Linked DNA regions of Homo sapiens: region 2 is linked to region 1. A link is a loop called in an ENCODE intact Hi-C map of the cell type or tissue named here. Cell type or tissue: endothelial cell of umbilical vein. All regions are shown on one strand. Links, peaks and the distances in the headings refer to the core of each region. The heading gives the core; the rest is flanking DNA.

The links. A loop is a pair of places that touch in the nucleus more often than their neighbours do. Peaks named below come from ENCODE experiments on the same cell type or tissue, not always from the same donor. Only the 100,000 strongest peaks of a DNase experiment are listed, where the experiment ranks them.
Region 2: it touches region 1 in a loop (2.1-fold over the local background); 4 of 110 quality-filtered maps call a loop at or near these places.

What each region holds. Positions count from the first base shown.
Region 1 is chr10:13,936,779-13,952,577 of GRCh38, reverse strand. All of the region lies in intron 2 of FRMD4A (FERM domain containing 4A), which reads left to right. Among named protein-coding and RNA genes, the nearest start is that of FRMD4A-AS2, 47 kb to the left of the region's middle. RefSeq lists an enhancer at 6,097-6,597 and a silencer at 10,186-10,370. In endothelial cell of umbilical vein, for the core only: a CTCF peak has its summit at 6,519; DNase peaks (open chromatin) are centred at 6,657 and 7,467; H3K27ac peaks cover 2,414 bases.
Region 2 is chr10:13,828,075-13,843,873 of GRCh38, reverse strand. All of the region lies in intron 3 of FRMD4A (FERM domain containing 4A), which reads left to right. Among named protein-coding and RNA genes, the nearest start is that of FRMD4A-AS2, 160 kb to the left of the region's middle. In endothelial cell of umbilical vein, for the core only: no CTCF peak of the experiment used is centred there; a DNase peak (open chromatin) is centred at 8,753; H3K27ac peaks cover 2,690 bases.

The DNA of each region.
Region 1 (15,799 bases), core at 3,687-8,686:
GGGTAGGAATTACAGGTACATTTTAAATTCCTTTCACTTTTTGGTGTCTTCTTTTTTTGTTGTTGTTTTCTTTTTTAGAGACAGGGTCTCGCTCTGTCACCTGGGCTGGAATGTAGTGGTGCCATCTTAGCTCACTGCAGCCTCCAACTCCTGGGCTCAAGTGATCCTCCATCCTCAGCCTCCCAAGCAACTGGGACTACAGGTGTGTGCCACCACACCTGGCTCCTTTTTAAAAATTTTTTTGTAGAGATAGGGTCTTGCTGTGTATCCCAAGCTAATCTTGAACTCCTGGCCTCAAACAGTTGTCCTGCCTCAGCCTCCCCAAGTGCTGAGATTACAGACATGAGCCACCACGCCCAGGCAGCCACTCCATTTAAAAAATAATAATAATAAAAATAAAAAGCATATATTACTTGAAAAATCAGAAAAAAGAGTATAAAAAGAAAAAAAAACATACATCATGGGGAAAGTCATACTTCCTTCATCTTGGAGATTTTAAATTAAACTGGATTTAATTGGCTCTGAAACAAGCCCCTTCCCAATGTAAGATGAATATCTTAAAGAACTTCTTAAGAACTCCAAAACTTGAAAAAGCAAAGAGAACAGATATTTGCCCCAACCACTTCTCTGTAAAATTTTAGATTGTTTATTATTATTATTATTATTATTATTATTATTATTATTATTTGAGACAGAGTCTCACTCTGTAGCCCAGGCTGCAGTGCAGTGATGCAGTCTCAGCTCACTGCAAACTCTGACTCCTGGGTTCAAGGGATTCTCCTGCCTCAGCCGCCCAAGTAGCTGGGATTCCAGGCGCCCGCCACCACGCCTGGCTAATTTTTGTATTTTTAGTAGAGACGGGGTTTCACCATGTTGGCCAGGCTCGTCTTGAACTACTGACCTCAGGTGATTCACCCACCTCAGCCTCCCAAAGGGCAGGGATTACAGGCATGAGCCACCACGCCCAGCCAAAATTTTAGATTGTGATACCTGATCACCTTAACATTTGTCCTGTCGATCAGCACAACTCCCCGAAATGTGGCTGGTTGGATCCCTTCATCTGTACTCTCCAGCCCTTCTACTCCACCTCTTTCAGCAGCTTTCTCTTTCAACTTTCCCCACTTCTTTCATCTTCAATATCTCCCTCTGTAGTTTTCCTTTGAGTCTGCATTCAAACTTAGATCTTCCCATCAATCTTAGAAAATACGTTCTCTCAAGCCTGCTACGATCCCAAGATGGCGCACTACCTCTCTCCTTCCTTCCCTACTAGCCATCAGGTGCAACTCACTCTTCCTGGCGCCCCGCATCCTCACCAACCACTCCATATGCCCTCATAACCTTGACCTCTGCTCCTGCTGTCCCTCCTTCCCCGAAGGATCACCAATGGCCATTCGGTTGTCACACCCACTGCCATTTCCCCATCTGCCTCAATGTTTCTGTAGCTCCTTCTGTGGAAGCACCCAGCACCCTTGGCTTCTCTCTCCCGGCCCTAGCCTGCCCTTCTTCCTCCTTCTCTGAGCCTTCTCATTGCTAGTTTCTCTTGCTCCTCATCCCACCTAAATGAATAAACCCAAAGAGGAATTCTCAGTCTTGTCCTTTTCTCTCTCTCTACTCCCTTCGAATCTCAGTATTTTTTGAGCAGCATTATGTTCTTGTCTTAGCTTATCTGTGACTCTCAAATATAAGGGAAGCTTCCATTCTCCATGGCAAGAGAGAAGATAAGTAAACAAATAAGCAGGATAAGGTCATCGGGGAGGACTTCCTGACATGATGACATCTGAGCTGAAACCCAAATGAGGAAAAAGAATGAGCCAAGCAAAATTCTCAGGAAAGGACACAGGGAAAAGGGAAGCGGGCGTGCAAATGTCCTGAGGCAGAAACGAATGTGGCACATGGTGGGAAGAGAGGGAAGACAGTGTGGCTAGAGTATAGTGAGTAAAGGGGAGGGTGGAAGAGAGAGAGGCTGGAAAGGCAGATTCCTCCAGGAAATCTTAAGTCCCCACCTCACTTGCTCCTTCTGTTATCCTACCTGGTCCATTCTGCCTTGTCATGGCATTTTTTTACAATTATTTACATCATGTCTTCTATCTCCTACCCTACCATAGGCACCTCTAGTGGGAAGATCAGGTCTTACTTGTTTTTCTGTCCCCTCCAGCGCTAGATCAACACAGTGTTAAATTAGTTGAATTTCAGTGGAGGAGATAAGACAGAAATGAAATCTGTGAAGATTCAGACTTTCCCAAGTTAAAACCAGTCTTGAGTTACAGATCAAGATGATGCCAGAAATAACATCACACTGAAACATCAGTCAAATGTAGTCATCATGGCAAAGGCCAAATGTCCCTTTCTTTTTTTGCCTCCGCCTGCCTGGGAATTTAGCATCCCCTAAAGCCACTCATCTGGGACAGGATTTTAGGGTGTGTACATGTTTTTCATCTCCACAGGACCAGCTGTGTGTGGAGGAGAATTCCTAACATGGGCTAAGGTCAGACCAAATTAACCCCAAAGACTCCTTCCCCAGCAAAGAGTTGTGAAGTAAGTCAGTAATGTGGCTAATGAAAGAAATATTTTCTGAGATGTTGTGATCTGTCATAAGAAGTGTTGATTCTTGATGACATGGAAAATGACTAACATCTTATTTCATGCATTCCAAAGAGAAAAACCCACAGATGTGAGTGCTGCTTTCCATACCCCAGTGCTTCTGAAACAAGACGCTGAGAAATCTCCATGGTTTAGGGTGCAGCTTGAGCCTTGTCAGAAAACCTAGGCTCCAGTATCAACTCGGTAGCATTTATTAACTGTGTGACTTGGGATGTCCCTTACACACTCTGGCTCTTAGTGCCCTCGTCTATAAAATAAGGATTTATAAAATCTATCTAATAGTACTGATGTGAAGACTAAAAATTTGTGGAATTGCTTTGTAAGTCATAAAGGGTCTTACAAAATACAAGTAATCTCAGGCTTTTGAAAAGTCTTGGCAATATCAATTCTGGTCTTCCATATGTGGAGCTACAAGAACAAAATATTCCCAGAGTTCTTTTTGATTAAGTATGGGCCTAGATGTGAGTTTTTAAGACCCATGATGTATTTCCCAAATCTGGAAGATGAATACTAAAAGAAAACTCAACTTGAAGTCATGTATAAATTCCTGTGTGAACTAAACTTCGTGTAAGTAATCAAAGCTGTACTTGAAAAGTTAACTTTTAGAAAATGCAAGTAGAAAACTTCTCATTACCCCATCCTATTCTTTCTTTCTTTCTTTTTTTTTTTTTTTTTGATCACTAGAACCTAGAACTTGGGAGCTCGTCTCACAGATTCACCCATACCAGGGCCAACAACGTCTTTCACCCTGATTGTCAATAGCAGAACCTGCCTTTACTGAGTTTATCGATCTTGAAAGTGAAAGGCCTTTAAAAGTGGTTACACAGTCACTGAAGACCATCCATTGGCATGTGTTGAATTGTATTTATTCCATAAAAGATTTAATCAACAATGAAAATAAACAAACTCCAGTTCCTAAGCACTCACAACTGCCCATACTTTAGGTAGCTTGAACATGATTGCAAATGCCATAATATTTGAATGATCAAATAAATTGTTTGCATTTTAACTTATTAAAAATCCTCTCGGCTGGGCGCAGTGGCTCACACCTGTAATCCCAACACTTTGGGAGGCCGAGGCGGGCAGACCACGACATCAAGAGATCAAAACCATCCTGGCCAACATAGTGAAACCCTGTCTCTACTAAAAATACAAAAATTAGCTGGGTATGATGGTGCGCACCTGTAGTCCCAGCTACTAGGGAGGCTGAGGCAGGAGAATCGCTTGAACCTGGGAGGCGGAGGTTGCAGTGAGCCGAGACTGTGCCACTGCACTCCAGCCTGGGTGACAGAGTGAGACTCTGTCTCAAAAAAAAAAAAAAAAAAAAATCCTCTTTTCCATGGGCTTATCAATTCTCCTCATCCCCACCACCTGCTCTCTGCTCAGACCCTTTTTGCCCATGCTGTACCCTAGAGCTGCCTGCAAAATGCTCCTAACCCCTCCCCATCTTCATCCAGTCATCTTCACCTTCATTCCGTTTATCCATCATTGTATAAGTCACTTGTCTGCTGAGATATCAGTACCTTTAGTGGCTCTTGATTGCCTATTTTAGGGCCAAAGATTTCAGCAGCAAAGACCTTTGGCAGAATTCTATACTAAACTCCGAATATGTAAAATAGATTTCAGGCTGGGCACAGTGGCTCACACCAGTAATCCCAGCACTTTGGGAGGCTAAGGAGGGAGGATCGCTTGAGCCCAGGTGTTTATCATTGCATTAAGCTATGATTGTACCACTGCACTCCAGCCTGGGCAACAGTGAGAATCCTGTATCTTAAAAATATATATATATATTTCAACATGACATTTTAGTAGCATAAGTGAATAACATTTATTTATTACAAGTCCATTTAATGAGAACCATATTTGCTTGCACAATAACAAGAAAATCCTGGAACACACTGATAAGGTGTTTTTTTTTTTTTCAATTTACTTTTTATTTTTTATAGAGGCAAGATCTCCCTATTTTTGCCCAGGCTGGTCTTGAATCCCTGGCCTCAAGCGATCTTCCCACCTTGGCCTCTCAGTGCCGGAATTACAGGCATGAGCCACTATGCCCCGCCTGATAAGTTTGTTTTATTTTTTTGCTTATTTTTTTTGAGTGGACATGCACAGGCCAGAATATTTGAAAAGGACAGGACAGAGTTACTCTTCTTGACTCTGGATGACATGGAGAATAACCATCCAATGAGGCATTTGGGAAAGTTTCAAACAGATCCAAAGTGATGGCAGAAGGATCTATGTTCTTTACCAAGACATGCAGGAGGAGAAGCACAGATTAAACACTGGAGGCTTCTGCTGTACTATGGCATGTATTTGAGTGAAAATGTTAGACATGGTGTATATATATGTGTGTGTGTGTGTGTGTGTGCACGTGTGTGTGTGTGTATGCATGTTGCATGTGTGTCTCTTTTATAAATGATAACTAAATCCAGTTTTGACAGACTCCCCTAGGCATCCCGTATGACCACAGATCTTGGTTTGGTCATCCAAGACCTTCCCAACTCCACTCCATCTTACCACAGAGAGGGGTAACTGAGTGCCCTGGTTTTAAGTCAGTGGACTCTGCAACAAGCTCCCCTTGTTTAAAATCCCACTCAATTATTTACTGTTTGTGAGATTTTGGGCAATTCAGCCTCTGTGTCTCAGTTTCCTTGTCTGTTTAATTGGGAATGATAGCGGTCTGGTGAAGATTAAGTGTATATAGAGAGTGCTAATATCTCCAAACTTGCCTCTTTCTCCTAGCGCATCCATAGCATCCACGTAGTCAACTGCTCTATTCCTTGTCCCCAAAACCCCTGGGACACTCAGGTCTCCGCTTTCCTACCTGAAGTGTCCGTAGCCTGGAAGGCTGCAGGCTAATGCAATTCTTCCTTTCAGGTGGTTAGATTCCTACCCAGCCTTTCAGACATGCCTTGATGGAAGGTTTCTGTGATGACCTTACATAACCCACAACAATCTCCTCTCTGAAGTCCTACAGCTCAGGTACCTTCCTGAAGCCTCCCAAGCTTCCCCATATGAGCGCTCCTCTTGTCTATAATCATTTGTCCCATGTCTGCCTTCCTCTTCTTTGTGCCATAAGCTCCCCGAGGTCAAGTCTGCTGTTTATTGAAGCATGGCCAGCTCACAGCACTCAGCCAGGTATAGGACAGGCATCGAGAGATAGACACATGGAGACAGACAGACAGACACACAGACAGAACACATCACCCATTTGACACACACCTTACCTTGCCAGTTCTTTCTTTACAACCTTTATAGGCTGGCCATGCTGGTCTTCAGTGGACCAATCACTTGGCAAGGAGAAGGCGAGTAAAAGAACAGAAGTGGAATTTGGAAGATGTGAAAGCAAAGATGAGAAAAAAAGAAAAGATTGGGCAATTTTCCCAAGGTAAAGGATCACTAAAATGTGAGTTGGTGGCCGAGTCTACACCAGAGTTTCCAGACTGACCCAAGGGAGTGGGATGTGTTCAGTGTCTAAAAGACACATGTACATGACTTGGGAAAGTTGCATTAGGTAAATAAACAAGTGACGATGACATAGGAGCACCTAGAATTTTTTTTATGGTGAGAAAACACTCCCTTCTCCTCCTGAAGTCTCTAGCGTTCGCTGACTTGGTTGACAATATGGCTGAGGTAGGGACAGGGATTCTGAGTAACGAGCACCTCTTTCAACTTCCTGGTTCTAGCCTTAGCCCTCAGGGCATCAGAAAGATTCTTGCGTTCAGGGAAGCATCTGCCTAAAGAGTCCAGCAGAGTTCATTCTCCTAGCTCTGAGGTGCAGGAAGAACTTGCATGTGCCTCTGACTTCACTGGCTCTCCCCAGGCATCTGGGTCAGGAAAGGGACATAAACCAGTGGCATCCCTTGATTGTCCCCCTTTTGATCCCAACTCATAGTTGTGAAGTCCATAATTATTCCACAGAGGGGCAGTCCTGTTTTTTACTTCCCTAACTACGTGCTGGTGCATTGCTCTGAGACGCAAGAAGGCAACTCCTAGGGAATGTGTAAATAATGCCTGTGCTCTGATTGATGGCTTTGTTTGCAGCCAGAGGAAGTTGAAACTGGGGCCTCTGACCCTGGCCTGGTCTGGCTTCTTCCTTGAAGCCTGCAGTCATGAGCAAGGAAATGAAGGATCACTTCCTGGGGATAACTGGATCAGGAGAAAGCAACAACAGCCAAATGCATAGTTCCCTCTCACTGTTTAAATGGGGAGGTGGCAAGATTTCCTGGGGTGACCCTGGCTCTATAATCAAGTGAGCTTTATTAAATGGCCGCATGGAGCATGTAAATTCTCCCAGCCCAGCTTATATAACACACTTTGTGAGAGGCGGAAACCAGTTCGAATTTGAACCTCTGCAGAGCCCTGCCTGGTAGATTTGCAGACAGCGGTGCCCATGAGACATCTGAAACTTTACGACTACATATTTAAGCATTTATGAGACTTGAACTGTGTTCCATTAAAATGGAAAAAAAAACTGCAAGGAAAAAAATCCTGAGACTTCCAGCAAGGGTAATTAGCCCCAAATGTTTCATAAAGGATTTGATAGCATTCTGGTTGTAAGCCCCTTTCCCCGGTCTGTCATAGGAGAGAAAGAGAAGAAAGAAACCTATTACAAATTCACCATTACTTAAAAAAAATCACATGACAAAACCAAGCAGCTGGACCCAGGTTTAGAAGAAGACTAACCATACAGACCCTATCCCAAAGTGACATTAAAATTTTACTGGAGAGAAAATATTTAAGATATGGACTTGGTTGTTTTTGTCATACCTACCAAAGAAATCCCTTCCTTTTTATGCCCCTGTTCATTCACTCAACTTCTTCCCTTTTGTTTCTAAGTTTGGCACTAGTCCGGCTGGCTTAGTGCCTTCCAACCTCCCACCAGGCCTGGGTCTATTTCTCTGTTACTCCCATTGTACTGTTGCTGGTGGAGAGACCGGAGGGGCGATCACTGGAATAGGAGATGTCCACGTAAAGCCAGTGTTAATCCCTGCCTAGGTGACATCACATAAATATGGCTCAACCTGATCACACTGAACTCCCCATGAAGAGGGCCACACCACAGGGTTCCCATCAGGCTATGTCTGGCAAAGACTCAGCTATTCCGTGTTCTTCATTGGAAGGATAAGAAGTTGCTTTCTATCTGACACTGTGTGCACAGACAGAGAAGGCACGTATCATTAGAATGTATTTTTTAAGCCTTTCTTTTTTACGGAAGGAACTTTCAGAATGATAAGTCAGCAAATGAGGCAGCATTAGTATGCAGAAATAGCTACAAATATATAACAGAAGAGTTTTCTATCTAATGTCAGGGAAAACACCTTGAATCTTATGCAGACCTGTCATGTTCTGTTGAAGGGTGTATGGTCCCAGTGGTCCCCAACTTTTTTGGCACCGGGGACCTGATTCATGGAAGACAATTTTTCCAAGGACTGAGGTTGGGGGATGGTTTCAGGATGATTTAAGCACATTACATTTATTTCTATTATTATTACATTGAAATATATAATGAAATAATTCTACAACTCAACATAATGTAGAATCAGTGGGAACCCTGAATTTGTTTTCCTGCTACTAGATGGTCCCACCTGAGGGTGATGGGAGACAGTGACAAATCATCAGGCATTGAATTCTCATAAGGAGCATGCAGCCTACATCCCTGGCAAGCACAGTTCACGAACAGGGTTCGTGCTCCTGTGAGAATCTAATGCCACTGCTAATCTGATGGGAGGTGGAGCCCAGGTGGTAATGTGAGCAATGGGGAGTGGCTGTAAATACAGATGAAGCTTCACTCTCTCACGGCTCGCCTCCTGCTGTGCAGCCAGTCTGTGGCCCAGGGGTTGGGGATCCCTGCTACATAAGATCCCCAAGAAATAAAGAGACAGCTCTGATGGTTTAGGTATTCACCTGCCCAAAGACAGACCTGGACAGATGGTCTCTTTTGGTTTGTCCAACTCTTTAATTCTGTTGTCTCTGAATGGTAGGAACATATCGAGTGCCCTTACTGATGGCCGGAGTTATTTATAGTCTCATCTTTTACGCTGTCACCTTGAAGGTGCCTTTCTTCCCACTGAGCAGGGCCACTCTGCTCCAGTTCATCTGAGTCAGACTTTCCACAGCAATTTATCCGATCCACACCAACCTATTTCCATACCAAGTATTTTTAAAGACATAAGCAATATTTGGTTTCTTTGTTATCTAAACAGAAGGAAAATCATTTGCTTTAAAGTTACATGCAAGGTAACACTCTTTGGTGTGGGTCTACTTTTCTTTCTTTCTTTCTTTCTTTTCTTTTTCTTTTTTTTTTTTTTTTTTTTTTTTTTTTTTTTTGAGACAGAGTCTTGCTCTGTCGCCAGGCTGGAGTGCAGTGGTGTGATCTCACCTCACTGCAACCTCTCCCTCCCAGGTTCAAATGATTCTCCTGTCTCAGCCTCCCAAGTAGCTGGGACTACAGGCACGTGCCACCACGCCCAGCTAATTTTTGTATTTTTAGTAGAGACAGGGTTTCACCATGTTGGCCAGGCTGGTCTAGATCTCTTGACCTTGTGATCCATCCACCTCAGCCTCCCAAAGTACTGGGATTACAGGCGTGAATCACCGCACCTGGCCGATGTGGGTCTCCTTTTCAACAAATTATCTATTTTTGCTCAATTATCTATATTTGCTGCCTTCCAACCTCCCACCAGGCCTGGGTCTATTTCTCTGTTACTCTCACTGCACCGTTGCTGGTGGAGAGGCCTGAGGGGAGACCACTGGAATAGGAGATGTCCACCTAGAACCTTATGCAGACTTGCCTAAGTTTCCTCTTGTGTTCTTGTCCTGGACATCTTGCCGTGTGAGAAAGCACGGTTCCTCCCAAATGTAATTGTAATGTGTGATATGAAATGTATAACTCGCAGTTTTAGAATGACAACATTTTATAATCTATGAACCACCTCCCCCTTTCTATGATCAGATATTTCATGAAACAAACCACAAGACGTCTTGCTTCTCTCAAGGAAAATGAAATCAAAAGACATAGGTCTTTTTTTTTTGCCTTTTTGTTGAGATGGAGTCTCACTCTTTCGCCAGGCTAGAGTGCAGTGGCACAATCTCGGCTCACTGAAACCTCCACCTCCTGGGTTCAAGCAATTCTCCTGCCTCAGCCTCCTGAGTAGCTGGGACTACAGACGCGCGCCACCACGCCCAGCTAATTTTTGTATTTTTTGTAGAGGCAGGGTTTCACCATGTTGGCCAGGATGGTCTCAGTCTCTTGACCTCGTGATCTGCCAGCCTCAGCCTCCTAAAGTGCTGGGATTACAGGTGCGAGCCACCACGCCTGGCTAGATCTCTTTTTTAAAACTTTTCTTTGCTATCTGGAAATAAGACTTTCTGTTTTTGCACAATACCACAGATCCTTTTAAAATGATGTAAAACAATTCATTCGTACCTTTTCTAGGGGCTTGGTCAGCAAAATGCCAGCCATATGTCTTGCAGACTGTTCTAATGACAAGAGTCTGGGCTGGCCTCAGACCTGCTCCAGTGTAGCCTTGAGGGCCCGTAGCTCAGTTATCTCTGTCTGATGACTTCAACTTGGGCTTGCCTTTCAGAAGGGAGGCTTCTTTTGTTCACAGAGCTCAGCCCCCATTGCAGGTTCGCCCTGGCTGCTCTCCCAGGCAGTACACAGGGAGGGGCCCATCATTGCAGAGACATCTATGGAGATGTCAAGACAGTGCCTGCGATGAAAGGGAGCGCTCATTAGTGCCTTTAATGAGGCTTCCCCAGTTTCATTTGTGGCTGAATCAGAAACTTTCTGAATCATTTACCCTGTGGCAGAGCAGTTTTCAGACATGAGAAAGGATAGGGTCCCTCCATCACAAAGAAACCTCCATGAAAACTTGACACCATTAAGGGCCTGGAACAGGGCGCGGTGTCTTCAGAAAACCACACCTTCCCACACCAAGGAGGGTAGCTGGAGTGACCGCTCTGGAAGACCCTGTGGCTTTTCTGCTGTGGTCCACCATGTGCTTCCCTCATATGGGCACCTCCCAGACTCAGGGCAGTTCCAGACCAGGGTAAAATGTAAAACAGATCTTACCAATATAGTAGAAAAGAGAGGCCTCACTCCATTCCAGGGCCAGCTAGGAGGCTGTGGCCACCTTCTCTCTAAGACTTTCTGTTTTTGTGCAAAATTCAGAGATCCATGTAAAGTGATGTCAGGGAAGCCATTCACACCTTTTTTAGGAGCCTTGTTTAGCAAAATGCCAGCCATGTGTCCTGTAGACTGTTGAAATGATAGGTGTACAGTCAGGCCTGGCCTGCCCTTCTGTCTGAGGGCAAGCACAAATCCTAACTGTAAGTATAATTCTATCAGCTCAAGCCTCCAAGTAGCACCAAAGCTCCTCTAGTTAACCTGCCTGGTGTCTACGATCTGAGACTCTTCTCTTACCCTGTTTTGTTTTGCTTTGCTTTTTGAGCCTTCATAGTTCCTTGGGCTGCCATTTTTTGACAAAGTAATGTTATATGTTTGGCTTTGCATACACACTGTATTAGTCCGTTTACACGCTGCTGATAAAGACATACCCCAGACTGGGTAACTTATAAAGAAAAAGAAGTTTAATGGATCATAGTTCCATGTGGCTGAGGAGGCATCACAATCATGGTGGAAGGCAGAAGGCATGTCTTATATGGCAGCAGACAAGAGAGAATGGGAGCCAAGCAAAAGGGGTTTCCCCTTATAAAACCATCAGATCTTGTGAGACTTATTCACTACCATGAGAACAGTATGGAGGAAACCGCCTCCATGATTCCATTATCTCCCACTAGGTCCCTCCCACAACACCTGGGAATTATGGGAGCTACAATTCAAGATGAGATTTGGGTGGGGACACAGCCAAACCATATCACACGATTTGCATTTAACTAAATTGGACCCTTTCAAGTCCCATGGTTCTCGGATACTAGGATTTCAATCCTTGCTCTCTTTCCCCGTCCTCTTTCTGAGTTCATTAGAATCTTCCCATCCTGCTTCTTCCTTTATAGTCAGTAGCACCAGAGAGTAGAGAATGAATCCTAGCCTGGCCACTGACCAGCTGTGTGATCATTGGTTGACACAACCACTCTGGCCCATGGTTTACCGGAGGGTTGGACTAGGAAATCGTAAAGACATTTCTGAGCTGTAACCTTCCATGAATCTATAGATAAGAAAACAGTATTGGGCTGCTTGGAAAGATAAAATGGAAGCTCTATCAAGATGCTGTTGTCCACCCAAGGACATCTTCTCTTGACATTCTCATCCCATCACTACCCGGGTCAGCCTCAATTCCTCAATCCTTTCAGAATCCACTTAGTAAGAGAGTTAACCTTGTGTGAAGAAGCAGTGATAGCGCCATTCCTGTTGCAGGCTCATAGCACGGAGGTTGAGATGGAGAAATACCCTCAGGCCTATACATAGGCATTATTCAGAAATCTAATTTTAATACAAGACCATATTTTTAATAGGACAAGAAATAACATGTATGGCATCCAATTAAATGTAGACTCCTGTCTTTTGAGTATGAAATCAACACAACATTGACTGCTGTCCTCTCATGGAAGTAGACAGTAGGAAAGACCTCACATTCTAGCCCCTTACACTGCAACAGTTGACATATTCCTAAATGGAGAGTGAGGAAAGGTGAGGAGGGCTGGATTTGACCACAGGCCTTGAAGAAGTTGACTGCCCATGGGAAAAGCCAATCTGTGACCTTGAAGAAGTCAACCCATGACCTTGGCCTCAGTTGACGCTGCTCTGAGTGAAGCATTGTCAGACCCCCAAGGAAGCACGTACTGAGAAACATGACTTCACTCCATGAGTACTTGGGGAAACTGAAAGGGTTTGTGCCCTTCAGTTTCCCCAAGTACTCATGGGCTGTAGCAATGTTTCTCACTTCCTAACCCATAAAGCCAAATGGCTCATGGTGGACCGGACTTCAACAAGTATTAAGTTGTTTTCTCACATTTATTTCAATCAAAGAGCTGCGCTGTTTGCATGGCCAAATAATTGGAAACAAATACCTTAATACACCTTACAAATGTGTATCCCTTTGCACTTTAGAAAGCAACTTCAACTATCAGGACAGTGAGCTTTGTTTTCCAACTAAGGTGATGAGATGGGAAAACCTTTTTGCTGCCAGAATGGGAAATCTGATTTAACAAAGACTAGATACTGACTTCCCTTGTGGCAGCCCTGTTGAAAAGAAATGTGGCACATCCAGAAGTTGTCTGAGAGGGGGTCACTGTGCAGTACTGATTATTCTTGTTGTTGTTGGCTCTGCAAAGTAATTCCAGGATTTTGTTCCATTCTATATTTAGTCATGCCTGCTATTAAATTAGAATACTTTTATATCATTGACCTTTGACATATGGACATTTTTCTGGAGGAAAAAATAACATTCAAACTCTCATATTAATGTTGGGAAAGTACAACCCTCAAAAATGTGGCAGTTTCTAAAGAGCCAGGAACTAGCCAATCAGAAGTTTATATTACAAATAAATCCCACTCATTATGCCAGGGAAGCATGTCAAGCATTGGCAGTTATGCTGGCCAAGCTAAAATGCTTCCTGAAAAATTAGAATTCCCAAATAATGCATTACAGCTTTTACCTTATGAAAAATAGAGGAAAATTGCATTGGTAATCTCACCATAAAATAAAAAGTAGATCCAAAATATAACTAAAATCATGTGGTTAACAATTTTCAAAACCTTAAACGCTCTCCAGGATGGTTTCACTCCCTAATCTCACCCTACATTGATTAATCCCAGGCAATTTAGAATAATGTGAACCATACGGTTGGTACTGGCGTTGAATTCCCTGCAGCTGTTTCAATGGTCTTGCCTTACCGTGTAGCTGCCACTTCCTCTTAACCCTCGGGTTTCTCAATCTTGGTACTATTGACTTTTCAGACCAGATCATTCTCTGCTGGAGGGTGGGGAGGATGGTGCTATTCTGGGAATTCTAGGACGTTTAACAGCATCCCTGGCCTCTATCAACCGATGCTGGTAGCGCCTTCCAGGTTGTGACAATCAAACATATCTCATGATGTTGCCTTGGACTATTGGTACTTGGTACTATTGACATTTGGGACCAGGTCTTTCTCTGTTGGAGGTTGGGGAGGACGGTGTTGCTCTGGGCATTCCAGGATGTTTAACAGCATCCCTGGCCTCTACCAACTGATGCTGGTAGCACCTTCCATGTTGTGACAATCAAACATATCTCCTGATGTTGCCAAATGTCCTCCACTGGCTGGAGAGCAGAGGTGCAAAATCACCCCTAGTGGAGGATCACTGTTAACCCTTCTGTGCCCTGTATAAAGCTTTGCCAGGATTTTGTGCTGGATAAAAATGTAATAGTATACTCTATTGAGGCAATAGAAGAACAGAGCAAAAAGTAGTTCATATAAAACCACAATAAGAGTCTGGGCACAGTGGCTCATGCCTACAATCCTAGCACTTTAGGAGGTTGAGGTGGATGGATTGCCTGAGCTCAGGAGTTTGAGACCACCCTGGGCAACATGGCGAAACCCCATCTCTACTAAAAATACAAAAAATTAGCCAGGCATGTTGGTGTGCGCTTGTAGTCCTAGGTATTCGGGAGGCTGAGGTGTGAGAATCGCTTGAACCCGGGGGGCAGAGGTTTCAGTGAGCCGAGATCATGCCACTGCACTCCAGCCTGGGCAACAGAACAAGACTGTGTCTCAAAAACAAACAAACAAACAAACAAACAGCAACAACAAAAAACACAACAAGAATGCTTTCTGAACACAAGGAAAACTTCTAATACTGAGAGTGCTTAATAATGAAATGCATTCAATGCTATTCTATTATTTGAAGGTCTTTAAAAATTAGAAGATTATCTGTAGTGGTGGTTTAGGGGCAAATAAATAGCACAGGTTTCTCTTAAATTCCTTTTTCAGACTTTTTATTCAGTTTCTTTCATATTTAACAAAAAGGATAAACAGAAAAGCATGTGGGTATATAAGAATACAAAGGAAAAGTAAATTTTTTCACAAGAAGTTTATTTTCCTTCTTTAACTGAGGAACTAGGCATAGAAAAAATGCAAGAATTGCTTAAATGAGAAACAGTGAAGAATGAAATTGAAGGATTAGTGGATCGTTCACAATATAATGGTTACAATTAAGAGATTTGTCTACTGATAAATGCTTGCGAACACACGTGGTACTAACTGTTCTTCCATCCCTCTCACTGGAAATGGATTTAGAGATTGAAGAGCTTTTTAAATTTTAATTTTAAGTCCCTTTTTTTCATTTCAGTTTTATTAATCTTCATCATAAATATTAATTTATGAGCACTGATGCCCAAAGAGCCTCAGGGCTTACTCACGAAGGATAATGAACATCACTGCTGCAGTTAACCAAAACGCAGCCTGAGTGTGAAAGAGCTGATTTGTTACTCAATTTGAGGCGGGTCTAAACCTAAAAGGCACCCCTCTTTATCGGTGATCATATTTAAAGGAACACCGCTGTAAGTATAGGTAAAACATTTAAAGGCTGGGCGTTGGGTTGGTGACGGGAGTTGTAGTTTTGACTTCTACAACATGAAACGTTAACTCTTAGGTATCTGCTCATAAAGTTGTTTTTTAGTTCATCTGCTGACCCTTTCTGCTTCTCTGAGTACTTCTCCATGCGGACAGTTATTTCAGGTCTTCCAGGAAGCACCACTGTAATCAGAGAGTGAGATCCTTCACCACCCACCTGAGGGTTGCTGTTATTGAAGGAGTGTTATTCTTTCCTCTTTCTAAAGACATGTAGCTTCTGGGGATAGCATGCATTTGATGCTTTCTGGGGAGAAAGGGGATTGCCCAACAAAAGGTTTGCAGAAATGTCACCCCCAGAGAACATTTGCAACCCTCCCTTTGCTGTCAGGAGTATTTCCACATTGCTGAGAACTCAAGGCTCCTTTGGTGAGCCCAGCCAGAAGGGCAATGCATGCCTGCCTTGTTCCTGGCAGCTGAGACCGCAGCAGCTTCTAGTAAGTGGATCAGAAGCAACAGAAAGAAATGTCAAGACTATTTATTTAAGGGGAAAAGCTTAGTTAACACGAGTGTGCCATGTAAGTGATGAAAGTGTAACAAAATGAGGAGTTTTTTAAAAAATCAATGTAGAATATAGAATCTTAAATCTCTGAGACACAAAGCAACCCAAGCATCCTTGGCTCAC
Region 2 (15,799 bases), core at 6,612-11,611, 110 kb after region 1:
GTTACACTGCTGCTGGGATGCCCCAGCAGCCCAGGCACCACCTCCTTGCACAATAATGTTCAAAAGCAGGAAAGGGGCTGGGTGCAGTGGCTCACGCCTGTAATTCCCAGCACTTTGGGAGGCTGAGACAGGTAGATCACCTGAGGTCAGGAGTTCGAGACCAGCCTGGCCAACATGGTGAAATCCCATCTCTACTAAAAATACAAAACTTAGCCAGGCATGGTGGTGGCCGCCTCTAATTCCAGCCACTCAGGAGGCTGAGGCAGGAGAGCTGCTTGAACCGGGCAGGCGGAGGTTGCAGTGAGCCAAGATCGTGCCACTGAACTCCAGCCTGGGTGACAGAGCGAGACTATATCTCCAAAACAAAAGCAGAAAAGAGACTTTCTTCCCATCGTGACTCTTTTTATCATAGAGGAAATTATTCCCCAGATGTCCCTCCCCACTCCTCGATTCCGGACTCCACCCCAGACCACAGCTGGTCCATATTATTCCCATGTCTGAAGCAGTCACTCACACTCACACAGGGAGCAGAATCAAGGTGACTGATTGAAATCAGCGGTTCTCAAAGTGTGGTCCTAGACAAACAGCCTCAGTGTCACTTGAGATGTGGAAATGCAAGTTCCCGGTCGGCACCCCCAATATACTGAGTCAGAGGCTGGGAGTGGGTCCCAGCGATGAAGCCAGAATCCGATGCAGCATAGGCTGTCTGGAGCCTGCATACTTGGTACTGCATGTTGGATTAAGGCTGTAGCAGTTGAACACAGGGAAGAGTGCAGATTGTACACCTTTCTGGAGCTTCCCTCAGAGGCTCACAGGTAGAGGCAGCGTGATGCAGCAGTTCCCAGACTTTTTGATTTCAGAGACCAGAAAATTTACAGATGAAAGGCAGGTGGGGCTGCAGTCATTTTTTTGTATTTGCCAAGTCAGTATATGAAAAATATTATCATCTACTTTAGCCTTCATTTACATAATAAGAAACACCACACCAAAAAAGGATATGAAATCAGAATAAAGCACTGTCTTTTATTTTTATTTATTTTTTTTAGAGGCAGGGTTTTGCTTTGTCACCCAGGCTAGAGTGCAGTGGCGTGATCATAGCTCACTGCAGCCTTGAATAAGGACAGTCTTTTAAATAAGACACATTTAGCTTTATTGAAAGTTTACATAACATTTATCCTATTTTTCTCATTTTGCCGCTGACCAACAGAAAATATACCAGCACTTAAGAGCCACCAATGCGGGAAAAGCTCGCACTTTGTGCAAAGTCAGATCCGGTTTGAATTCTGTCTCATCTCATGTAGATGGTCTGTGGCCTTGGGAAATGTTTTTACCTTTATGAACCTCAACTTTCTCGTTACTAAAATGGGAATTATAAGTACCTTGCAGGATTTTGGTGAGATTTAGAGATAAGGAAACCAACCACCTGATCTCTGGAAGATGGGTGTCCAATCAGTGGGGGCTGGGACCATCAGAAGGCTGGCTCAGTGTTATTGACTGGGCTCATGCACGAATGAATGGCTAGCAGAGACAAAAGTTCATGATCTGTTTCCTCATTTATTTGAGACAAAAGGGACAGCTGAACTATTTTAAGCAAACCCACGTGTATGGACTAGACGACACTCAGAAGACAGGAAGGAGAGCATAGAAATGGGTCACAGAATCACCAAATTATTCTTGGGATAATTGTTTGGATTCCTAAAGTTCAACCAACCTTGGGGGTTTGTTGACCCCAAACCCCTCTGCCTTCAAGTGTTTGGAATCATTCAGAAATAATTCCAGCTGCTTAATAGCCTCTCTGTGACTGACAAAGCCCTGTTGTGAGAGGAACAAGGTATTGCAGTGTTACGTGCTGAGTGGGTGGGCAAGAGGAAGGATAGTTGTAATATCGCGGTGCAATTCTGGCACTAACCACCTGGAATTAATGCAGATTTCACAGGTTTAAGAGCAGAGTCCCCAACAAGATAGCTCTCAGTTTGGATGCCAGCTGCAAGGTTGGGGGTCCCCATACTACCTTTACTTTGATCAACTGGCTGCAAATATGAGGGTTCCTGTGACCTCCTCCAGCTCAATAATTTGTTAGAATGACTTGCCAGAACTCCGGAAAGTGCCATACTCATGATGAAGGTTATATTATATAGGAGGCTAGCCAGGGCCCACCAAATGAGGAGACATATTGGATAAGGCCTGGGAGGGTCCCACATGCAGAATATCTGTGCTGTCTCCTCCTGGAGTTACAGTGCAACACTCTCCTGGCACATTGATTCTTTTCACCAACGGGAAGGCTCCACTGAGTCTCAGCATCCTGAGTTTTTATTGGGGTTTCATTATGTAGGCATGATTGACTGAATCCTTGGCCATGTGATTGGACCCAATCTTCAGTCTCCTTCTCCTCCCTAGAGGTTAGGAGGTCAAGCTGGTCACACATGGCTCAAATCACATGTTTGGTCTTTCTGCTGATCAGTCCCCATTCCAAGTCATTCTCGTTAGCGTAAACTCAGGGGTGATCCAAAGGGTTCGTGAATAACAAAGATAATCCTATTACTCAGGAAATTCCAAGGGTTTCCTGTCTGTCTCCCCAAAATCAGGGACAAAAGCCAGTCAAATTCTTTATTTTAAAATAGTAGCTAATGGTGCAGGCATCCAGAATCTTAAACCTTGGCCTGAGATTGTTGAAACAAGACAAAAGTTAATGTATGAAGTCTCTACTACTCCCAAGCATGAACTGTAACATTAGACCACTTTTTAATTTCATCTACTTACTTATTTAGATGGGGGTCTCACTCTGTCACCCAGGCTGGAGTGCAATGGCATGATCACGGCTCACTGCAGGTTCAACCTCCTGGGCTCAAGCCATCCTCCCACCTCAGCCTCCCTAGTAGCTTGGACGGCAGACATGCACCACCATGCCTGTCTAATTCTTTTATTTTCTGTAGAGATGAGGTCTCACTGTGTTGCTCAGGCTGGTGTCGAACTCCTGGCTCAAGTGATCCTCCCACCTTGGCCTCCCAAAGTGCTGGGATTATAGGCATGAGCCATTGCACCTGGGCCTAGACCACTTTTTTTTTTTTTTTTTTTTTTTTTTTTTGAGACAGAGTCTCACTCTTTTTGCCCACACTGGAGTGCAGTGGTGCAATCTCAGCTCACTGCAACCTCCACCCCCTGGGTTCAAGCGATTCTCATGCCTCAGCGTCCCTAATAGCTGGGATTACAGGCATGTGCCACCACACCAGCTAATTTTCATATTTTTAGTAGAGACGGGGTTTCACCATGTTGGCCAGACTGGTTTTGAACTCCTGACCTCAAGTGATCCACCCACCTTGGCCTCCCAAAGTGCTGGGATTACAGACATGAGCCAACCCACATGGTCCTTAGACCACTTTTTAACTGTCACCATATTAGGCAGCTCCTACTGCCAGAACAAAATCCCATAGACTGGGTGGCTTAAACACCAACATTTATTTCTCACAGTTCTTGAGGCTAGAAGTCCAGGATCAGAGTCTCGGCAGGTTTGGTGTCTCCTGAGGCCTCTCTCCTTGGCTTGTGGACATCCGCCTTCTCCCTGTGTCCTCACTTGACCTTTCCTGTATACTGGAGTATCCCTGGTTCTCTTCCCCTTCCCAGAAGGACCCAGTCCTATAAGGACTCAGTCCCACCCATATGACCTCATGTAACCTGAATTACCTCCTAAAGATCCTATCTCCAAATACAGCACATTCTGAGGTATGCTGGGAGTAAGGACTTTGGGAATGAATTTTAGGAAGGCACATAGTTCAGTCCCTAACAGTGACCTCGAGCAAATGACCTCTTTAAGCAATTGTGAGGTATTAAGGCAGCAATGTGTGCAAAGCCACCCACCACAGAGCATCCTGAGACAGCCATGGGCCTCACTCCGTCATTTTTATAGGGACACACTGTGCTGCCTGGGATGGGCCTCTGCTTTCTGCACCTGGGAAGTCCATGCTTCACAGGAATGGTCTGCTCTGCTCTGGCTCTGAAGACAGCAGGCTCAGTGTTTCTCCAGGGAAAGTCGGGCCTCCAGCTGGGGCAGCACACGCCGGCTCAGACCTGAGTCATCACTCTGGTGTTAGGAGTCCACTCCTCCCAATCTCAAGCACTGCGGGACATGGCTGGTGGCTCAAGGCCCCCTTCCTTTCCTGAACCAGGAGCCTGTATGCCGTGAGCTATGATGTGGGCCTGGCTTGCTGAGCCTGGAGCCGGTGTGTCTTTCACATGACCATGTGGCAATCTGGAAAAGTCCATGTGTCTTAAGCTCTCAGTGTTGTACAAGCTGAAAGGAGAAAGAAAACAGGAGGACGCCAATGGTACCCAAAGCCAACTTAACTGGGGTCTCAGTGAAAACCTTAGGACTTTACAACTACATCTACAGATGCCCTCTGCATTACTCTGGTGCACGTTTTATGGCAGGAATCCTGTTGGCAGAGATGACCACAGAGGAGGATCACTCAGAAAGCATTTTCTCAAAAACTATAATTTCTTTAGTCTCCTGTTCAGGTGGATAATTAAATAAATGGTGATTTTCCCAAAATGCCTTTAGAAATGGTGGTCCTGGCTGGATGTGGTGGCTCACACCTGTAATTCTAGAACTTTGAGAGGCCAAGGTGGGAGGATTGCTGAAGGCCAAGAGTTCAAGAGCAGCCTGGGCAGGACAGCAAGACCCCATCTCTAAAAAACAAACAAACAAAAATTTTAATTAGCTAGGTGTGGTGGCATGCACCTGTAGTACCAGCTACTAAGAAGACTGAGGTGGGAGGATCACTTGAGCCCAAGAGTTCAAGGCTGTAGTAAGCCAAGATCCACCACTGTACTCCAGCCTGAGTGACAGAGCAAGACCCTATCTCTAAAAAAAAAAAAAAAAAAAAAAGGAAATTATTCTTCCAGCCAAGCCCTAAAGTCATATTAATCATTGCATTTATCTTAATCATCATTGGATGGTTTTTATTCAATGTCCTGGTTAAGGTCAGTATTTTAGACTGTATAATAAAGAAAACGGGCAATGTCCCCATCTCCCAGGAACTTACAGTCTAAGGTCCATATTGTAAGGTATGTAGCAAACAGAACATAGGCAGGCGCGGTGGCTCACGCCTGTAATCTCAGCACTTTGGGAGGCTGAGGCAGGCGTATCACTTGAGGTTAGAAGTTTGAGGCTAGCCTGGCCAACATGGTGAAACCCCGTCTCTACTAAAAATACAACAATTAGCTGGGCGTGGTGGCACATGCCTGTAATCCCAGCTACTTGGGAGGCTGAGGCACCAGAATTGCTTGAACCCATGAGGCAGAGGTTGCAGTGGGGCAAGATCGTGCCACTACACTCCAGCCTGGGCAACAGAGCGAGACTCAATCTCAAAAAAAAAAGGGAGGGAGGGGGAAGAAAACAGAACAGAGAGGAAGCAATGCAACAAACTGAGAAGCAGAGCAGCAAGAGACAAGTTTACAAAAGGAGATCATAAATGGCACATTGTGGCTGGGCGTGGTAGTTCATGCCTGTAATCCCAACACATTGGGAGGGCAAGGCAGGAGGATCATTTAGGCCCATGAGTTTGTGAACAGCCTGGGCAACACAGGGAGATCCCCATTTCTAAAAAAAAAAAAAAAAAAAAAAATTAGCTCTGCATGGTGGTGCACGTCTGTAGTCCCAGCTACTGGGAAGCCTGAGGCAGGATGGCTTGAGCCCAGGAGGTAGAGGCTTCAGTGAGCTATGATCACGCCACTGCACTCAGGCCTGGGCAACAGAGCAAGATCCTACCTCTAAATAACTAAATAAAGAGATAGCACGTTGTAATTCAGCAATCTTTCCTGTGATGTGTTAAATAGGGAGATGATTAGAGAAGAAAAGGTGTGCCCTGTTTTTCATGGAAAGGAAGGTTCTAGAAGAGCTAAGCCTGCTTTCTTCCTCCATCCCCTTAAGAGGTCTTCATTGGGCAGGTCACCATAGTAGCCACCAGATTCCTGATTGCTGTCATGTCATCAGAACAGGAAGCAGGAAGAAGAGAGTGAGGAAATGAAGGGAAGATAGAAAATATCGAACCCAACAGTTCTGTGCAACCAGAGATGTGTGTGTTAAGGGTACAACTTGCAGAAGAGGAGTGGGATTGGGATTGGATGGAGGAAAGCTGGGCGTAGTGCATGATGGTACAATATTCACATCTTCTTGTTGAATGCAAGGTTGCACTGTCAGTCAGTGTACCTGTGAACATACTGGTGCCCACAAAGAGATGAGATGGACCTTGAGTAATGACATTGCCTGAGTGGATAAGAAATTAGAAGCTGCCTCATCTGGCCAACTGTTAGAAAAAGTACAGTGGCTGCAAATGTGACCCCGTGATCTTTTGTAACTGCTGTAGTCTCCCCACTGCCAGCTTTCTGATCTGTGGAAAGCTCTAAACAGTTTCATTAAACAAGGTCAGGAATCTTGGCTGGAATTCTTGGCTTCTCAGGGCTTGTCATGGGAGAGGCCAGCACTCGAGGCCCAATCAGGACTCCAGAATCCAAGTGTCAGGGCCCCTGAACCTTGCTGGGCTCGGCCCAGTAGGCTTTGGGAGAAGTTTCTTTGCAGCTCACTGACCATATTAAGGGAGGGAGAAAGGCAGCAGTTAGGGCAGTTTAAACTGGTATTTGTAATTTTGGGTGGTTGTCTCAAAGAGCAACCCCCTTGAGGAAAGCATTTCTGGAGCCAGTATTTCCAAAAATGTGCTGGAGAGGGGTCTGCGTCAAGTAAGTTTGGGAAATGCCTCACCATCCTCACCATGTGTTCCCATGTGAGATGTGGGCACATTTGCTTAAGAACCACTGAGGAACCGGCCGGGTGCGGTGGCTCATGCCTGTAATCCCAGCACTTTGAGAGGCTGAGGCAGGCAGATCATGAGGTCAGGAGCTCGAGACCGTCCTGGCTAACACGGTGAAACCCCGTCTCTACTAAAAATACAAAAAATTAGCCGGGCGTGGTGGCGGGTGCCTGTAGTCCCAGCTACTGGGGAGGCTGAGGCAGGAGAATGGCGTGAACCCAGGAGGCAGAGCTTGCAGTGAGCCCAGATCGTGCCACTGCACTCCAGCCTTGGCGACAGAGCGAGACTCCGTCTCAAAAAAAAAAAAAAAAAAAAGAACCACTGAGGAACCCTGGAGTGAAGACCCCTGGTTAGTCAGTCTTTCCAGGCCCTCCTTGCCATGAAAAACCCTCCCTCCTGGGCCACAAACTCATTTTGGGGTATGTGACTTCTTCAGTTGTGGAGGAACAAGGACCCGATGTAATTAACACTCTGGGAAGTGCTATAACTGGCTCTGTCAAGACCATGTGAGACCTATTCCAGCTCTACTAGGGGTAACGGGTGGCTCCAAACAAGCCACTTCGCATTTCTGTTTCTCTGTTTCCTCCCCGCGCCCCCCAAAGAATTGTCAATTTCTGTACCACCTCTTTTTCCTTCCCAGGAAAACTACCAAGATCAAGGAAATGACATAAAAATGCTTTGGGCTGTGGTGTGACCAAAATGTCAGATGAGTGCTATGAGAGTTTCTTCCAAGACAGACTGATGTCCATCCCTTAAAGAATAACCAAAATCCTGGCCCGGTGCTTTGGCTCACACCTGTAATCCCAGCACTTTGGGAGGCCAAAGCAGGTGGATCACCTGAGGTCAGGAGTTCAAGACCAGCCTGGCCAACATGGCAAAACCCCGTCTCTACTACAAATACAGAAATTAGCCAGGTGTGGTAGCTCACACGTGTAGTCCCAGCTACTCAGGAGGCTGAAGCAGGAGAATCCCTTGAACCCGGGAGGCAGAGGCTGCAGTGAGCTGAGATCGTGCCACTGCACTCCAGCCTGGGCAACAGAGTAAGACTCCATCTCAAAAACAAAATCTTGAATTCTCTGCTGAAGTGTTTAGTGCCAGGCTCATAGTAGACACTCTCTAAATACTTAGTGAATTAATGAATAAAAATAATAATACAATGGTCCCCAACCTTTTTGGCACCAGGGACCTGTTTGAAGGAAGACAATTTTTCCAGACTGGTGAAAGGGGGAGGGGGATGGTTTGGGGATGATTCAAGCACATTACATTTCTTGTGCACTTTATTTCTATTATTATATTGTAGTATCTAATGAAATAATTCTACAACTTACCATAATGTCCTATCAGTGGGAGCCCTGAACTTATTTTCTTGCAACTAGACTGTCCCATCTGGGGGTGATGGGAGACAGTGACACATCATCAGGCATTAGACACCTGATGGAGCACACAACCCAGATAGCTCGCATGCACAGTTCACAATAGGGTTCATACTCCTATGAGTATCTAATGCCACCACTGATCTGAAGGGAGGTGGAACTCAGGCAATAATGCGCGATGGGGAGCTGCTATAAATACAGATGAAGCTTCACTCACTCTCCTGCGACTCACCGCCTGCTGTGGAGCCCGGTTCCTGTACTGGTCCGTGGCCCTGGGGGTTGTAGATTCCAGTAATAATATATAAGGACTATAGAACTATATGTAAAGGTATATAACCACATATAAAATGATGACTGTTTACATGCCAGGCATACAACCATTACCCTTGTAAGTTTTCACTAATTCTTGAGGACAACCGTAGGATAAACTGTTGTTATCTCCATGCTACTGTTGAGGAAACTGAGGCACAAAGAGTTAAGTAGGTTGCTGAGGTTCACACAGCTCCACGAGTGAAGTAACTGGGCTCAAAGCCAAGTTCGGCGGCCATCAAAGCCCTCCTCTTAACCATTACACTTGCCGCTGTGCTGAATGAATGCATTTTGAAAAGGATAAGAAAGCATATTTCTTTCTATGCATCCTAATGACCTCCATCTCCGGCCACCCCCTGGCAGCCTCACTCTTGGGTCTTAGATAGATGATATCATCATGACATGTTTTCCGTGCACGCTGCTATCACGGGGAATTATCTGATTGTCTGGAAGTCCATTTGCTAAAGTGGGACAAAGGGAAAAACTGGGCAGAGAAGAATTTCGGAGGTAAGAATGAGGTCTTGTGTAGTCAAGAGGGGAAATGTTAACCCTGTCAGCTTAAAAAGCCATGTGCCTCTGTCTCTCGCTCATTTAAATCACCCACTGTTAATAGCCTTCCTGGAAATGTGTCCCATGGCAACACAGGCTGGTCTCAGTTCCCTGTTCACCCCCTGTGGAGCCCCGTGCCTTGTTCTCCTGACGTGCTTTGTAATGCTGAAGATGACTCTCTGGACCAGAAATTTCAGACGCATCAATTTCGTCTTCCCTCTGCCCCGAGGGATGAAGTCAGTTCTTCAAAAGTTTTCTTTCTAACGTCAGGCTTTCAAATTCTGGTATCCTTTGACTATTCAGAGATTAATACTTAGAGGAACTCCAAGAAGCCTCCGGGGGAAGGGGCTTGATATCTCACCATTTTTCTCCCTCCTGGAGAAGAGCACAAAGGACTGTGCTCATGTCTGCAGGCCGGGTTTTATTTTAGGGAAGACGGGACTAATTTGTGTCCAGAGACCGGTTTCTTAGGAGAACTGGTTAGGCTGCCTGGCTGCTTGTTTTTTTGGTTTGGTTTTGTTTTGTTTTGTTGTTGGTGGTGGTTTTTGTTTTGTTTTGTTGTTGTTGTTGTTTTCTGAGATGGAGTCTTACTCTGTTGCCCAGGCTGGAGTGCAAGGGTACAATCTCAGCCCACTGCAACCTCCACCTCCCAAGTTCAAGCGATTCTCCTGCCTCAGCCTCCCAAGTAGCTGGAATTACAGTCACCCACCACCGTGCCCAGCTAATTTTTATATTTTTAGTAGAGACAGGGTTTCGCCATGTTGGCCAGGCTGGTTTTGTACTCCTGATCTCAGGTGATCCACCCACCTCCCCCGTGGCCTCCCAAAGTCCTGGGATTACAGGCGTGAGCCACTGCGCCTGGCCTGCTTGGTGTTTTTCAAATCAGCTTACACATTCCCAAGGAGGAGGACATGTCTCCTTCTGCACCCACTTTGGACTTAACTTTTAAGCGCCCAGACCCTGCCTCTGGGTCAGACTACCTGGCTTTGAGGCCCAGCTCCACTATGTCATAGCCGGGTGACCTTTAATATGGGAATGATCATAACAATAACATCTGCCTCATAGTGTTGTTGAGATGATTAACTGCAATTCTGTATAGATTAGTGGGCTCTTGTAAAGACTTACGAGATGCTAGGCATTGTTCTAAGGGCTTTCTCTGTTAGAAGGCTTTTGATCCTCACAACGCTCCAATGAAGCAGGTACTGATATTGTATTGACAGGTTCATTTAACCTGCCTGAAGCCACACAGTCAGTAAGGAGCTCCCAAATCTGGGCCCTTAACCACCGGGCACAGGGCAGATGCCCCATGAATGTCAGGAGTTATGTGGCCACTCTGTGAGCTCCTGAAGGTTGGTGATATGGTTTGGCTGTGTTCCCACCCAAATCTCACCTTGAATTGTAATAATTCCCATGTGTCAAGGACAGGGACAGGTGGAGATAATTGCATCCTGGGGACGGTTTCCCCCATACTGTTCTCATGGTAGTAAGTAAATCTCATGAGATCTGATGGTTTTATAAATGGGAGTTCCCCTGCACAAGCTCTCTCTTGCCTGCCACCATGTAAGACTTCTCTTGCTCTTCCACCATGATTGTGAGGCCTCCCCAGCCATATGGAACTGTGAGTCCATTAAACCTCTTTTTCTTTATAAATTACCCAGTCTCAGGTATGTCTTTATTGGCAATGTGAGAACAGTCTAATACAGTCAGGGACCATGGCTTCCTATGGCAGATCCATGGCACCCATCACCCTACCCAGCACGAGTGGGTGCTCGATAAATACTGTTCTGAATCCAGGGAGACATATGTGTGAAGGCAGACTGTACACGGAAAGGCATCAGCATTCTAATTACATCGCAAATATGCATTTCCCCACAACACAGTGATTCTTTCCAGATGCTCATTCCTAGTTGCACTCATTAGAATCAACCGATTCCCACTTTAGGAGGCTGAGGTGGGAGGATTGCTTGAGGCTAGGAGTTCAAGACCAGTCTGGGCAACATAGCAAGACCCTGTCTCTATAAAAAATTTAAAAATTAGCCGGGTGTGGTGGCATTCACCTCTAGTCCCAGCTACTTCGGAGGCTGAGGTGGGAGGATCACTCCCACCTACCCCCTGGCCTGCAGGCCTCACCCTCTAGTCCCCTAGGGGTGTGCTTGGAGATCTAGGCCATTCCCAGCTTCCTAGCAGGATCCCAAGAGTTCAAGGTTGCTGTGAGCTATAATTGTACCACTGTACTTCAGCCTGAGTGACAGAGTGAGACCCTTTCTCTAAATAAAGAAAAAGAAAAAAGAATCCACAGATTCCTCGACCCACCCAAGACCAATCAAGTCGGAATCCCGAGGGTGCCCCAGGCATCTCTGGCTTTTTAAACTGCCCCGCTGATTCTAATGTGCTCGCAAGGCTGAAATCACTAATTTAGAAGATCCAGGTGACATTTCCGCACAGACCTCCTGCTTCCTGTTCTGAAACCTCTCACTCTGGACGAAGCACGAGGGTCTGTTTGGAGGAAGGAATCCTAAGAGGGCAGTGGACAATCCTTGATGCTGGTATTGCTGTGGACACACGGGAAAGGCACTTCAATCAAGCAGCTAGAAAGGACAGCTTGGGATGCAGCTTGGAAGAGTGGCCGAGAGGGAGCAGCCGAAAGCAGGCAGGAAAAGCAGTGTCTGAGTTCACCCCCGGTGAGCTGGGCCGGCAACTCGGTTCTCTTGGTGTAATTCATTGGTTCTGCTGGTGTAATTGATCATCAGAGCCCACCTCACTCATGCACATTAGAATGGAAGTCCAGGCCAGGGTTTTCATTTTGCTTTTGTTCTGTTTGATTTTTCCCTCCACTCTGACAGAGGAAGTGAAAGTCTTGAAGATTACGTGCCAGCAGGAGATTGCTGTTGTTTGGCTAAAAAAGCCCTGAGCTCTTGGCCTGGATGAATTCTGATAGAGGCAGGAGTCCACCCAGCACTGTCTCCATTTTGGAGTAGCTCAGCCTCTCCCCCGGTGAATGCCTGGGTGTTCCCAGACAATGGCAACTGGGAGATCTCCTACCCAAAAAGGAAGCAGGATAAGGATGTAATGAGGATGTTGTTAAGAGGTTGGCATGGGGAAGGGAAATGCACAGTGGACGTGTGGAAGGAATTAACAAGCAGTAAGTAATAATTATGTGTCAAGAACTGAGTTACATGTCCCATACACCATCTTATTTAACTCCATGGTGTCCAGAAAGTTGGAGATATGATGTCCACTTTACAGAAAAGAAGCTGAAACTCTGGGAAGTGAAGCTACTGGGTCCTGATCCCACAACAGTTCAGAAAACCTTAATGCCAGTCCAAGTCTGTGACTTCAAAGCCTTCTTGTTTCCTAACAGCAATCTTAAGTTCTTATTTTATTTGTTTTAGAGACAGGACCTTGCTCTGTCACCTAGGGTAGAGTGCAGTGGTGCAATCATAGCTCACTGCAGGCCTCAAACTCCTACGCTCAAGCAATCCTCCTGCCTCAACTTCCCAAAGTGCTGAGACCTCAGGTATACACCACCATACCTGGCCAATCCTGGGATCTTCAGGCTGGGATTTGATGCCCAGGTCCCCAGATGAAGACCGGTAAAGTTGATGTCATCCAAAGAAGGTCAGAGGCATTGCGTTTGGTCTAAAACTCCACAGGGACTGTAGAAGTGAGCGTCCTGCCTCTCTGTGTGTGTGTGCCTCTTTGTCTAGCTAAGAAGTGTCAGGTCTGGAGTGATTTCTAAAAAGCAAAATTGGCCAGGCATGGTGGCTCACACCTATAATCCTAGCACTTTGGGAGGCCAAGGCAGGTGGATCACTTGAGGTCAGGAGCTCAAGACCAGCCTGGCCAACATGGCAAAACCCTGTCTCTACCAAAAATACAAAAATTAGCCAGGCCTGGTGGTGGGTGCCTGTAATCCCAGCTACTTGGGAGGCTGAGGCATGAGAATCACTTGAACCCGGGAGGCAGAGGTTGCAGTGAGCCGAGAATGTGCCATTGAACTCCTGCCTGGGTGACAGAGCGAGACTCTGTCTCTAATAATAATAAGCAAAACTTATGACACCAAGTACTCCTGTGCACACATACACACACACAGGGATGCTGCGTGACATGGAACATGAACATACATGGTCAGGCTTCCCATTTCTCTACACCTCCCGCTTTGCTTTCTCTGGTAAGTAGGGCAAGGCCTCCCATAAAGCCTTCAATGGCAATGCTGGGGTTACATTAACGTGTCGCCTTGTGCTGGTTCTGCAGGGGGCAGCACTGGTTAAAGGGAGCCACTGGAAGTGGGCTATGGATCCCACCTTCTCTGTTAAAACCATAGAACTCTGTGGCCCACAGTCAGGACAAGAACCTTGACCTCTCATCTTGGCTCAGGGCTCATTCAGAGTCTATAGTTTGGCTTTGGAGAAGCTCTGGGAGAAAGATGCATGCTTGCTGTTTTTTCACCTTCTTGTTCTAACGCTGTCGCCTTCCCAATTCCTTGACTCCTTCTGGAGTCTGTCAGAGGGGCTGGAAAAGCAGCAGCCCAGACAACAAAATCTCTTTTGTGCCTGTGACCTGGATGGTAGTGACCCTTCCTCCTGCAAATGGAGGGAAGGAGGGCCGAGGAGGGACAGCGCCCTGCCCGATGGATGCTCTGCCTGGCAGTCAGTGACACTTGTGGCAGTGAGGTCATGGCCTTAGATGATTTCTCTCTCTGCAGACTGACACACTGTTATGAATGTAAAGCGCGTTATCTCCTCCAGAGAGAACATGTAAGGCTAAGAGAAAGGAAGAGAGAGAGAGAGAGCTAGGGCATGTGGGGAAGCACACAGTCAAATCCCCAGGTGAGGTCACTGCTAGGATCCGATCAGGTGCCAGCGACAGGAAGGGGTCAGAGGTCTTCTGCACTGCATGCAAATCATTTCCTGAAAAGTCTTCAAGGTCAGTGTTTCCAGTGGCCTGGCCAGGCCCCCGATTTATTTTGGTGAAACACTTATGGCAAGAAGAGTCAGGCAGGTGACAGAAGCAAAGATGGGGATCCATGCCTTTCTCCTGGCTCTCCTGAATTCCCACAGATGGGTCTTCCCTGCACATGTTCAGCTCCACTTACTAAGGGTGGTTGGGGCTAAAGGTGATGGACCTAGGCTGCACCCATATCTACAAATAGAGGTTTCCAGTGGTGAAAGACAGCCCTGAAACCTACTGAGAGAGAAGGCATCCCTAGCATTAGGAAGCATTGAATTGAGCAGGAGTTAGAACCAGCAGGACATATGAAGTCACTGAAGGCTCCTGTGAAGATTGAGAAGGGCTTGGACGTGGGAACAGAACTCAAGGGAACACTGGTTTTTGCTTTTTGCCTTTTTTTGAGATGGGACCTCACTCTGTTGCCCAGGCTGGAGTGCAGTGGCACAATCATGGCTCACAGCAGCCTCAAACTCCTGTGCTGGGACCACAGGCACACGGCACCACACCCAGCTAATTTTTTTATTTTTTGTGGAGATGGGGTCTCACTTTGTTGCCCAGGCTGGTCTCGAATTCCTGGCCTCAAGGAGTCTTCCTGCCTCGGACCCCCAAAGTGCTGGGATTAGAGGTGTGAGCCACCATGCCCTGCCGGAAGAATGTTTTTCGTTTTGTTTATCAATGTGAAAGCTTCTCCTGCTAAAATCCTATTCCACCTCACCATTCACTCCTTCATTCATTGATCCATCCAGGCCATCATTTAACACTCACCATTTGGGTGAGGCTTGGATGTGGAGAAAGGGGAATGCTTATACACTGTTGGTAGGAATGCAAATTCATGCAACGTCTATGGAAAACAGTATGGAGATTTCTCAGAGAACTAAAAACCAAAGAACCATTTGACCCAGCAGTCCCATTACTGGGTATCTACTCAAAGGAAGATAAATCATTATATCAAAAAGATACCTGCACTTGTATGTTTATCACAGCACTATTCACAATAGTAAAGACATGGAATCCACTTAAGTGTCCATCAATGGACACTTGGATAAAGAAAACGTGGTGGCCTGGTGCAGTGGCTCACGCCTGTAATCCCAGCACTTTGCGAGGCCAAGGCGGGCGGATCACCTGAGGTCAGAAGTTCAAGAGCAGCCTGACCAACATGGAGAAACCCTGTCTCTACTAAAAATACAAAATTAGCCAGGCATGGTGGCACATGCCTATAATCCCAGCTACTCGAGAGTATGAGGCAGGAGAATTGCTTGAACCCAGGAGGCGGAGGTTGCAGTGAGCCAAGATGGTGCCATTGCACTCCAGCCTGGGCAACAAGAGTGAAACTCCGTCTCAAAAAAAAAAAAAAGAAAGAAAGAAAGAAGAAAACATGGTATACATATACAATGGAATAGTATTCAGCCATCAAAAAGAATGAAATCATGTTTTTTGCAGCAACGTGGATGGAACTGGAAGTCATTAAGTGAAATAGCTCAAAAACAAAAAGCCAAATACACATGTTCTCACTTAAAGTGCACACGTGGACGTGGAGTGTGGAATAATAGACATTGGTGACATGAAAGTGTGGGAGGGGGTGAGGGATGAGAAATGACCTAATGGGTACAACGGATGCTATTTGGGTGATGGATACACTAAAAGCCCAGACTTTGCCACTGCATAGTATATCCATGTAGCAAAACTGCACTTGTACCACTTCAATGTACAGAAATAAGAAAAAAAGAGATGTGGATAATACCATCCCTGCTTTCAAGATGTTGCCATCCTTGAAAAGGCATGGATTTAGAAAAAAAGATGGAAATGTGGTAGGAC